Linked DNA regions of Homo sapiens: region 2 is linked to region 1. The links are chromatin loops, found by intact Hi-C in ENCODE. Cell type or tissue: OCI-LY7. All regions are shown on one strand. Each heading gives the region's core, and the rest is flanking DNA. Links, peaks and the distances in the headings are about the cores only.

Region 1 (5,391 bases), core at 202-5,201:
AGTAGAAGTATTTTTTTTCCCTTAAGGGATTTCAAATCTAGCTGTAGAGAAAAGTATTACATATGGAAACCAAGAAGAACTATTTTGGGCGATGGTGCCCCAAACACAGCTTCTTCTAAAGGAAACATCACTGGGCTAGCCCCTGATGGGGGCTGCTTCTTCCCAGGCTGCCATCTTCTGAATCAGGAATGGTTGGAATGAAGGAATTCTTGATCTTAGAGAAGCCAAATCACAGATTTGCCAGCAGCCAGTTAGCTAGAATAAAGGATGAGTAAAGCTAAGCAGATACATTTTTGAGTAATCAGGTTAATGCCTCAGGAATCAACTTAGCTAATCAGATTTGCTACTCCAAACAGGCCATGAAAGCTGAGTTTAGACTAAGGTGCCTGTGTGGGACCACATCAAAAGTCAAGTTTTGAAGTGGCACAGAGCTAAAATAAACCAAAAGAGGCGGTTGATACTGGAGAACAAGAAACACTTGTGAGGAGTATGGCTGTTAAGTATGATAGAGCACCAAGAAAAAGGTGATTGAATTCTTGTTTCTAAAGTAGCCAGGGCTAACTAAAATTCAGAAACACCCTTTAGCTCCAGCCTCTGGGACGGGCTTTCTGAATACGCTTTAAAAAAAATCTGAGTTTGACAAATGAGAAATTTTGTACAGGTTATTTTTTGGTGAATGTAGAAAGCAGGCTTCAGGATTTAATTTTTAAACCCGTTTCTTAAGTCATTGGTCAACAAACATTTTCTGTCAAAGGCCAGATGGTATTTTTTTGGCATGGTAGGTAGTGCAATCATTGTCACAGCTACTCCACCCTACTGTTGTAGTGAAAATTATTCTTTTTAAATATTTTTAACCACTAAATGTATATAAGTCATTCAGCCCTAACAAAATCAACCAGCAAATTCAATTTAAGCCACGCATCATAGTTTGCCTGACTTAAAAGCACGAGTCTGGAATTCCAGATTTCTCTACTCAGCACTCATTCACAACTAGGTGACGCTGCACAGGTGGCATTCCTTCTGGGCCTTGATTTTCTTCTTTACAGTGGGACAACTGGATTATATGAGCTTACAGACCCCTATCCCTCTAAATGCTAAACTTATTTTCTCTCTCTCTTTCTCCCTCTCTATATATAGAGAGATATCTAGCTATCTATATATATACAGATGTATATACAATATATAATATTTATCTATATGTAGATATCTAGCTATCTATCTCTATATAAATATATATTTCCTCTCTATATGTCTATATATAATATATAATGTTTATATATAGATATCTAGCTATCTGTATATAGACATACATAAAATATATATAAAATATATAAAATTTCTCTCTCATAGAGATATCTAGCTATCTATATATAGATATGTATAAAATATACATATTTATTTACATATAGATGTATAAATATCAATATTTATAGAAACATAAATATACATATTTATTTACATATATATATATTTTTGAGACCTGATCTCAGGATCTCATTCTGTCACCCGGGCTGGAGGGCAGTGGTGTAATCAGGTATACATCACCACATCTGGCTAAATTTTTTTGTTGTTGTTGTATTTTTTGTAGAGATGGGGTTTTGATCTGTTGCTCAGGCTGGTCTCAAACCCCCAAGTTCAAGCAATCTGCCTGCCTCGGCTTCCCAGAGTTCTGGGATTACAGGAGTGAGCCACTGCACCTGACTGTATATTTTGGTTAAATCATTATAAAAGTTTATTTATTTTATGCTTTAAAACTTATATCCCCATATTCTATGTTAATGTCTATAAAAATCTACTCTTTTTTGTCATTATGAAATAAATGGAAACATAAACAAAAATTTATCCAGCCAAGATATTTTGTAAGCATAAAATGTATTTATGTCTATTTTACAAAGCAGGTCCTGGCCTCTGTTTTCATTATCTCTAGGTTTAAGTAGTGATCTTCTGATAGTAAGTCTTCCAGTTTCTGTTCATTATTTGTAGTTCTGCATGAAGTGTGCTCATCAACTGATTTTTTAGGGGGTAGGGATGTCAAAGCTTCATAATTTCTATGTTTATTCAGGTACCCACTGTGGATACCAAAAACCAGAAAGTAATTAGGATTTAAAGACTTCCATCAGTTTTTTTGGGGGGTGGTGAGGGGAAGTTTTTCATTATTGTAAGAGCAAGTTGAGTGCCAAAGATAGAAAGATAGTTAATATTTTTAAAGCTTTCTGTGTAGTTTTCACTTCTGTTTTTCTGTTATTATAGTTTACAACATGTAGAGAACTGAGAGTGACTGAGAGTACTGAGAATTTAACCTTGAGGAGTGCTTAACACATGATTTCTTTTCAAAACTAGACCGTTACAGTCACAAGTCCAACTTATGCCACGGTTTGAAATCTCAATTTCATATTCTTTCTGTATTTTTATTTTCATCCCAACTATAAAATATACTATGCTTCTCTATTTTCACTCTAAATTATAAACATTTCTTAGTATTATTCTATGTTTTATTTAAAAAGCAACCTGGGCTGGGCACGGTGGCTCACACTTGTAATTCCAGCACTTTGGGAGGCCAAAGCCGGCGGATCACCTGATGTCAGTCAGGAGTTCGAGACCAGCCTGGCCAACACGGTGAAACTCCGTCTCTATTAAAAATACAAATATTAGTTGGGTGTGGTGGCATGCACCTGTAATTCCAGCTACTTGGGAGGCTGAGGCAGGAGAATTGCTTCAACCCTGGAGGCAGACCATTGCACTCCAGCCTGGGCAACAAGAGCTAAACTCCGTCTCAAAAAAAAAAAAAGCAACCTGGAAAACAGAAATTATTATGCTAACATTCAAAATGTAAATGTGTTCTCACTTCAGAGATTAAGGAAACTGGTTGGAATTTGTTTTGTAGGCTTCCGAAAGGCACTTACCTTCAGTCAGAATTGACTAGATCAAGGAACATTGTGACATAGATGAAGTTAAACCTGAGCATTTTGTTAAACACCCAATACCTTTTAGAGCCATAGGTCTCCGCATTGGGTACACATTCACCTCTCTTTTCCTTGCAGGACTCAAGCCCCAGAGCTTTTCTGTCTTCCTTTTCTCTTTCTGATTCCACTCCTCACACCCTGTTCTGCTCTACATTAATCTAATAACCTAAGGACTATATGTGTCAACATTTGTATTAGAATAGGAACTTTTTCAGAATCCAGTGGCTATCTCCAAAGTGAGTAGAGGTGATATCCAAGGTAGGTGGCCTTAAGCCCAAACCTACTCTGCCTATACCTAGGAGTAGCTCTGTTGGGTCCACATTACAATATTTTATTTTTACTTTATCCAAAAATCAACTTCATTCATTCATAAAAAAGAATTATATGAAGATCTTTTATAAAACAAACTAGGGAGTCCTCAATATTAGTGTGAAAATGAAAAAGACAGGATATTCTCAGTATTAAAATCTTTCTTGCCCCCATGATGTGCTGAGCACTATATTAGAGAATTCACTAAAAAGTAAATTATGGTCTGTGCTTTCCAGTCACCGGCTGTTTGATAGGAAATGCAGATACAAGTAAATAATTGCAATAAGATATTTAAAATGCTGTAATTCGAGGTACTAGATACACAGATGACACAAAGACAGAAGTGGTTAACTCTGTTGGTTGGGGCAGACAAGACTTCATAGGAGACCACTGAGTTAGATTTTGAAAAATTAACTTTACAGATGAAGAAAGTAATGAGGAGTTTTGTGCCAAGACGTGGTGGCATGAAACACATTTGCCTTCTATTTTGAATAAAGAACTAGTCTTGCGAAGACTTGAAGTCAATAGAAAATCCATTTTCACGAAGGTAGTAGCTACCTCCAATATTCAGGGGATAGTGGCACTGAATCAAGCTTCAATACACAGCCGTCAGTGGCATTGATAATGTGCAGTGATATACTTATTGGATCAATTAAATTGTATAATCACAGTTACTGTTCTGTCTATAGTTTCATTTTGTCCTAACATTTATAGAGCCTCACTCCAACCTTCCAGATTATTCCCCTAGTTATCCAATTTCCTTTCAATAGTGTGTTTCATTTTTCTTAACATAGCAACTGTTAGTTTCTGATGTACCTAGATACCCTGGCTCTTGCAGCAGTAAAGAACAGGAGTCTTGAATTTTGTGGTCATTTTTTGCAGAGGTGGAACAGTTCAGAGTGATGTGCTTTTGTGTACTGCACTAAAAGAGAGTTTAGTAGAGACACTGGGATTGAGGAGGTCTGTGGGACTAGGGTTTTGGGTAAATTATTCATATGAACTTTGGAATTACTCACGACCATGACTGTATTTGGGATAGTAAAGGTTTGGTGTTTTTTTTTTTTTTTTTTTCCCGGAGTCTCGCTCTTGTTGCCCAGGCTGGAGTGTGGAGTGCAGTGGCATGATCTCGGCTCACTGCAACCTCCGCCTCCTGGGTTCAAGTGATTCTCTTGCCTCAGCCTCCCGAGTAGCTGGGACTACAGGTGCCCACCACCACGCTCGGCTGATTTTTTATATTTAGTAGAGATGGGGTTTCACCATGTTGGCCAGGCTGGTCTCAAACTCCTGACCTCTGATAATCCACCCGCCTCAGCCTCCCAAAGTGTTAGTATTTACAGGCTGAACCACTGCACGCGGCCGAGGTTTGGTGTTTTTAATGAATTTGGGTATTTGGCTTTGTTAGTGTGTTCTCATGCTGCTAATAAAGACATAACTGAGACTGGGTAATTTATAAAGGAAAGAGGTTTAATGGACTCACAGTTCCACATGGTTGGGGAAGCCTTACAATCATGGCGGAAAACGAAGGAAGAGCAAATGGACTTCTTACATGGTGGCAGGCAAGAGAGCCTGTGCAGGGGAATTCCCCTTTATAAAACCATCGGCCATCGGCCAGGCGCAGGGGCTCACGGCTGTAATCCCAGCACTTTGGGAGGCCGAGGCAAGCAGATCACGAGGTCAGGAGATTGAGACCATCCTGGCTAACACAGTGAAACCCCGTCTCTACTAAAAATAAAAAAAAATTAGCCGGGCGTGGTGGCGGGCACCTGTAGTCCCAGCTACTCGGGAGGCTGAGGCAGGAGAATGGCGTGAACCCGGGAGGCGGAGCTTGCAGTGAGCTGAGAGTGCGCCACTGCATTCCAGCCTAGGTGACAGAGCAGGACTCTGTCTCAAAAATAAATAAATAAAATAAAATAAAAAATAAAACCATCAGCTATCATGAGACTTACTACCATGAGAACAGCACAAGAAAGACCCACCCCCATGATTCAATTACCTCCCACCAGGTCCCTCCCATGACATGTGGGGATTATGGGAGCTACAAATTCAAGATGAGATTTTGATAGGGACACAGCCAAACCATATCATTCTGCTGCAGCCCCTCCCAAATCTCATGTCCTCA
Region 2 (5,391 bases), core at 296-5,295, 450 kb before region 1:
AAAAGGTGACATAGATGTGAGTTGTTACTGTTAGTGGTTCTTTTAATTTCCCTGCTCTCTACAAGCAGACCTGAATTCTAGCAGCACCTGTGTGCTGTCATCACTTGGCTGCTGATTTTATGTGAAGGCTTTACTCGTAAGTCTGGGACCAATAATTGTACACTGGCTTCTCTTGTAGTGAGAGAATGGTAGATGGTGGATGCCTATCACCCGACTGGCTAAGAGTACCAGTGTGGAAGCTTTGTTTTCATAGAACAAGGGATCCTGACAGTTTTCAGAAAGGATTATTTTCTCTCTTTCAATGTGTAAATCGTGCAATATTATAATAGGAAACTTTTTGGAATTACGAGCTGTTATTTGGTGATATTGTTACTCTGATAGTTGATAAAACACTTTCAGAAACCAAGAGAATTAAAGGTTGGCTAGGGTGGAATGAATGCTATAAATCAAGATTACCTGAAGGGGATATGTATGAGAGAGAAGGGATTAAACTGAATAAAGAAGAAATAAGGAGAAATATCCACGGAGCTTGGGAACATTTACCTACTTTCAGGAGCAGATCTCTGAATGTTATTTTGTGCTATTAAAGAAGTCACTCTGATGAAAATCATCTTCACTTATAAATTTATGTAATGAGAGTATAGTTTTCTTAATTTTGTATATAGGGTCAATGTAGTGACTTCTGGCTACAATGGATTGAAGTGTTACAAGAAAAAAAAGGAAGAGAAACGAGATGTTACTGTCAGTTGTGAACAGAATCAGATGGGGTGAGACCTGGGCTCTGCGGGTCACAGAAAACATTTTGAAATACCTTGTGTTTCAGGCCTTGATCATGGACAGAAATAGAGCACAGAAGGTGCTTCTTAGGGAAGTCTTCACTTTTCCAACCTTGTGCCACAAGTAAAAAATGGAGCAAATGAGTGGCTGGGTACAGACCCTTGGCACCAAGTGGCTGGAGTAAATGGAACACTGCAGGGACACAGAACTTCGCCCGCCACTGAGCATATTACTGGAGAAATACAGTACGAAACCCAGCAGGCTTCTGCAAACAACACATCCCTTTAAGTTAATTGGTGTTATATAGAAGCTGAAATGCTCCGCTTATTTACAAAGCTACAGATTTATGTAAAGCAAAACCAATTACACTTAATGCCTAAACTATTCCAGGTGCTCAATGATAATGTTGCTAGGCAGTAGAGAAGAAACTGCTGTGTGAATGCATCCTGTTCCGAATGGAAGCCTGTGTAGTTACTGCAATTTAGCTAATCACGAGTGTCAACGCCAACGTGAGGATTCTAAGCTCTTTTGGTGTTTGCTTTGGGTCAACTTTATAATTCTGTAGATCTTTCAGCTCTAAGGACAAGTGAAACCACAATGAGCACCTTTTTCTATTATGATGTAGAAATTAAGGAGATGAAGGCAAATTTGTGGGGAGGGGGAGAACAAAATAAAGCAGGCTCCTTTTCTATCAGTAAGAGGGACTAGAGCTTCTCACTTGTACTGAGGTGAAGTGTTTAAAGATTTCTTGCTCTTGTGAGTGTTCATTAAACCCAAATTGCAAACTTGGCATTTAACCTTTTGCAGCAAGGAAAGCTTCTAAGGAATATTAGGGGTCTGCCTCACTGTTTTGCCAGGAAACAATTGCTAAACAGAAAGGATTTGAAAAAGTTGCAGGAAACGAATTTATGCCTGTACCAGCAAGTCTTTTCATTTGTCCTCAAACAAAAAATAGTTTGAGTAACAGAAACACCTGGTGCTTTACAGCTCCTCTTTTGCAATTAAAAATGCGTAGCATACCTAATCAAGTTGAGTAAATCTTTTATTCTACAGACCTAAAATATTTTATGTATACACAAGGGAGGTGCATAATTGCAGAATAATTTGCAGTCAGCTGATAAACTCACCTGTCCTATCCAACATGAATTGTCCTGGAAAGCAATGGCTTTTAAACCTTAGGGAACATGAGAATGATTTGGGTGTGCTTATTAAAACCACCAATTGCTGGACCCCAATCTCAAAAAAAGATTTGAGTTAAGGCAGTCTGTATAGGGGCCAGAAAGATTCACCTGTAGCAAGTTGTCCTCAACCAAATGTTGACAAATACTGCTACTGAGAAACAGACTTTAATTTTATTTGATTTTTTAAAAAATGAGTTTCCACATATTTTTGCTTATGAAAGAAGAAACTCTTAGAAGATAATTTTCTGAATGCATCTGAATTGGCAGTGGAGACCGAAAGATGTTATTCATATAATTCCTTTAAGCATCTCTATTTGGTTTGGTCACTTACCCTCCTCTCAGCCCCCTCATTTTATCTTCCCTAATTTCCTTCTTTCTTTTAATTCCAATAATTCCATAACTTACATTTATTTTTCAACTTTTTTAGTATGCGGACATTCTCTTTGTTAAGGACATCTATTTTAGTAATACTGCTTTTAAATTCAGAGAAAATGTCCTTAATGAAGTCATATTTTGATAGCATAATATTAACAGCAAATATAGAAAATCATGTATATGTTTATTATTTACTCAGTTATATACAGTATATGGTCACAATGTAATAAGGTCACGTGTAATAAGGGATCACTAAGTGTATTGAAAGAGAGTATATTAAAATACTGTCATTTTGCTTCTAATGACTCATTAAAACTCCAAAAAAAAGGTCATACGCTTTCAATGGCTGAACCATTGTAGAAAGCTGTAAGGTATTATTGGTGTATAGAAAACTGTCATTTTTTTTGTCATAGAGTAATCACTGAGACTTTGAAATTATTTTATTAATTCTAATGCTATAACATGTTAATGCAAAAGCATGACAGTTTACTAGAAAATTCATAATTAGTCTTTGTAAATAAAGTATACAGATGATATTTGTAAAATCACCTCTGTATATATTGGCTTTTACACTAAAACACATAAAATGCTCAACTGAAGAAGAAAACAATGAATACTGTTCTCATAAGACAGGTAGACTCAAACACAGTTTCATAGGGCTGTCTCCCAAAGATCAATACTTGAAGAAAATTCCTGTATACTGCCATAAAATTTCAGAGATTTTTCGTGGAGGAGAAGTGTTTCTTCAAGATTACTTCCACGGATGTTCTGGGCATTAAAATGATTTAGATTACAATATCTAAAAAAGAAAGAAAGAAAGCTTTTCTTAGGACCAGATGTAGATGAATTGATAAATCATTTGCTTCCCTCCTGCGCTTGTCTACCTTTTATGATGGGCTCATAGATACTGGCACAACAGTGACGATTATTTAAGAGCACTGCTCACCAAAACAGCCTTTTTAAAAGGACAAAAGGAGTTTTTGTGACTTAGTAAAGTGTCTCATAAGGACCTTTAGGTGGCGCTTTTTAACAACCTGCTACGCTGTCTTCAGTGCTGACAGAGAGATGGTGAGAAGGCTGAAAGCCTATTGACTTGACAGATTTCATGGCGGTCAGGATGCATAAGAGGTTTACTGGGAATTTGTAAATTCAGTGCTGAGATTATGTGGAAAGCACCATTGTCAAAGAAGGAGTCTATGAATATATTTCTAGAATGTGCACTCTCCATCCCCAACCTCCAGAAAAACCTGCCTTTCCAGTGTCTTCTAAGTACCAGCCCCATGCAAGGGTGGGATAGAATCATCCCATTTCACAGATTAAGAAACTGAAGTTTCCAAGAGATTAAATAACTTGCTTAAGGTTCATAGAAATAGTAGTTGGCAGAGTTTGGATTTGGAACCAGAACTTGATTATTCTGAATCCTGGCGCTTTTCCTCCATGGCATACTGCCTCTAAAGACAAATTACTTTCTTAAACACTTTCGGGTAAGTTCCAGCAAAATAGGAACTTCAAATTGCTTTATTCACTGCTTTATTCCCAGTGATTGATACATAGTAGATGTTCAATAAATATTTGTCAAATGAACAAATGAATATCGGCTATAAGTTTAATTTTATCACATACACATAAGTTTCAAAAATAGATGGGGTCAGTCATCTATTTTTGATTTGTGAAGGTTTCAAAAGTTAATTTTACCTTCTTTTCCTTCTCAGTACATTACTAAAAATAACTGTAACTGTAACTCTAAGAGAATGAATACTGCCTGAACAACTCTGGTCATTTGTCTCTGATTTATGTCACTTTCAATAATTCTTACAGCATAGACACAAAAGATTACTAGAATATTTGACAAAACAAGTGCAATATCAACTTTATAACATGTGTTTCACAACACTGGAAGGACAGTGGTGTTAGTTATAAAAACAAACACTCTCTGCCCACTCCCTCTCAAAACACCTGAAATTTCTTTTTATTTTAGCACCAAATGTGGGATAGAATACATATTTATATAAAGCACTGTAGACATATTTACTTTCATCTACCTACTTCCTTCACCCCTAAACTGGAAAGCCTCGAGTATGACATGTCACTAATGCAGTATTTCAAATTTGATTGTGGAGGGGTTGTTTTCAGTTTCTTTGATGTGGTACATGTGACAGGTAAGTCTGGCCTTATATTTATGGATAATTCCTAGCTTTATGCAGCTGGGGATTTGAGATAATGTCCCAGTAACCCTCACAAGATTGGTTTGGTTCTAGGACTTAACAATAAGATTGTATCAGACTAATATGAACTTGGCTGTGGGGGTGTCTAGGGTGCTAAAACAGACCTCATCCTACCTGTATTTTGGTGAGGATGTTGTTTCATAATTAATACACTGTCCTCAAGATCTTGAGGACAAGAATAAGTTGGGACTGCCTTGTTCTTGATAGATTTGCCACTATTACCTGGCTGTGAACAGATACACCTTTGGGTTTGATAAAAAATGGGATTGTGATTGCATATGTGCTGAGATTAAATATGATTTGACTTGTAAGTAATGTGTTTCAATAATGCTGTCCCTGGGACATCGGTACTTTTCCCCATTTCTTTGCATGCTTATTGTTCATTAGTGTTTGACAAAAATAATCAGTATAGAAAAAAATCGGAATCATGCGCTCCTCACTGCAGACACTGGTCTTTCTCTCTCAGGTTTCATACTGTGTCTTGCTTAACTCTTCTGACTTGGCCTGTCCAATCCCAATGGCCAATAGGTCCCCAAGGCAGCATGTGCTTTGGCATTGATGTCATTGGTTCTAGCTGCTTAATCTCTGGAGGCAAATTTTCCAGAATCTCCTTACTTCTGACATGTGACATCCATTCTTTTCCTGTGGGGTGCTCGTCAACAGGTGGTAGTGGGTAGAGTTATTTTAACTGAAGGAAATAGTTTTCTCCCAAACCAAGTTAGGAATTGTCAGAGAGCAAGAAGGCAGCTCTTCTATGGCACCTGGAGGCAGCATAGTATAGAAGTGTAGAAGCATGGGCTTCAGAGACAAATTTGGGGTTGAATCCTAGTTGT

What was found. A loop is a pair of places that touch in the nucleus more often than their neighbours do. Peaks named below come from ENCODE experiments on the same cell type or tissue, not always from the same donor. Only the 100,000 strongest peaks of a DNase experiment are listed, where the experiment ranks them.
Region 2: it touches region 1 in a loop (2.3-fold over the local background); 2 of 110 quality-filtered maps call a loop at or near these places.

Annotation. Positions count from the first base shown.
Region 1 is chr12:16,634,671-16,640,061 of GRCh38, forward strand. No RefSeq gene overlaps it. Among named protein-coding and RNA genes, the nearest start is that of LMO3, 31 kb to the left of the region's middle. In OCI-LY7, for the core only: no CTCF peak of the experiment used is centred there; a DNase peak (open chromatin) is centred at 2,231; H3K4me3 peaks cover 705 bases; H3K27ac peaks cover 3,032 bases.
Region 2 is chr12:16,186,684-16,192,074 of GRCh38, forward strand. SLC15A5 (solute carrier family 15 member 5) reads right to left here. Exons shown (of 9, transcript NM_001170798.1): 9 at 1,802-3,132. The coding sequence ends at 2,985. All of the region lies in intron 1 of LOC101928362 (a long non-coding RNA gene), which reads left to right. Among named protein-coding and RNA genes, the nearest start is that of SLC15A5, 88 kb to the right of the region's middle. In OCI-LY7, for the core only: CTCF peaks have their summits at 3,335 and 3,535; a DNase peak (open chromatin) is centred at 3,348.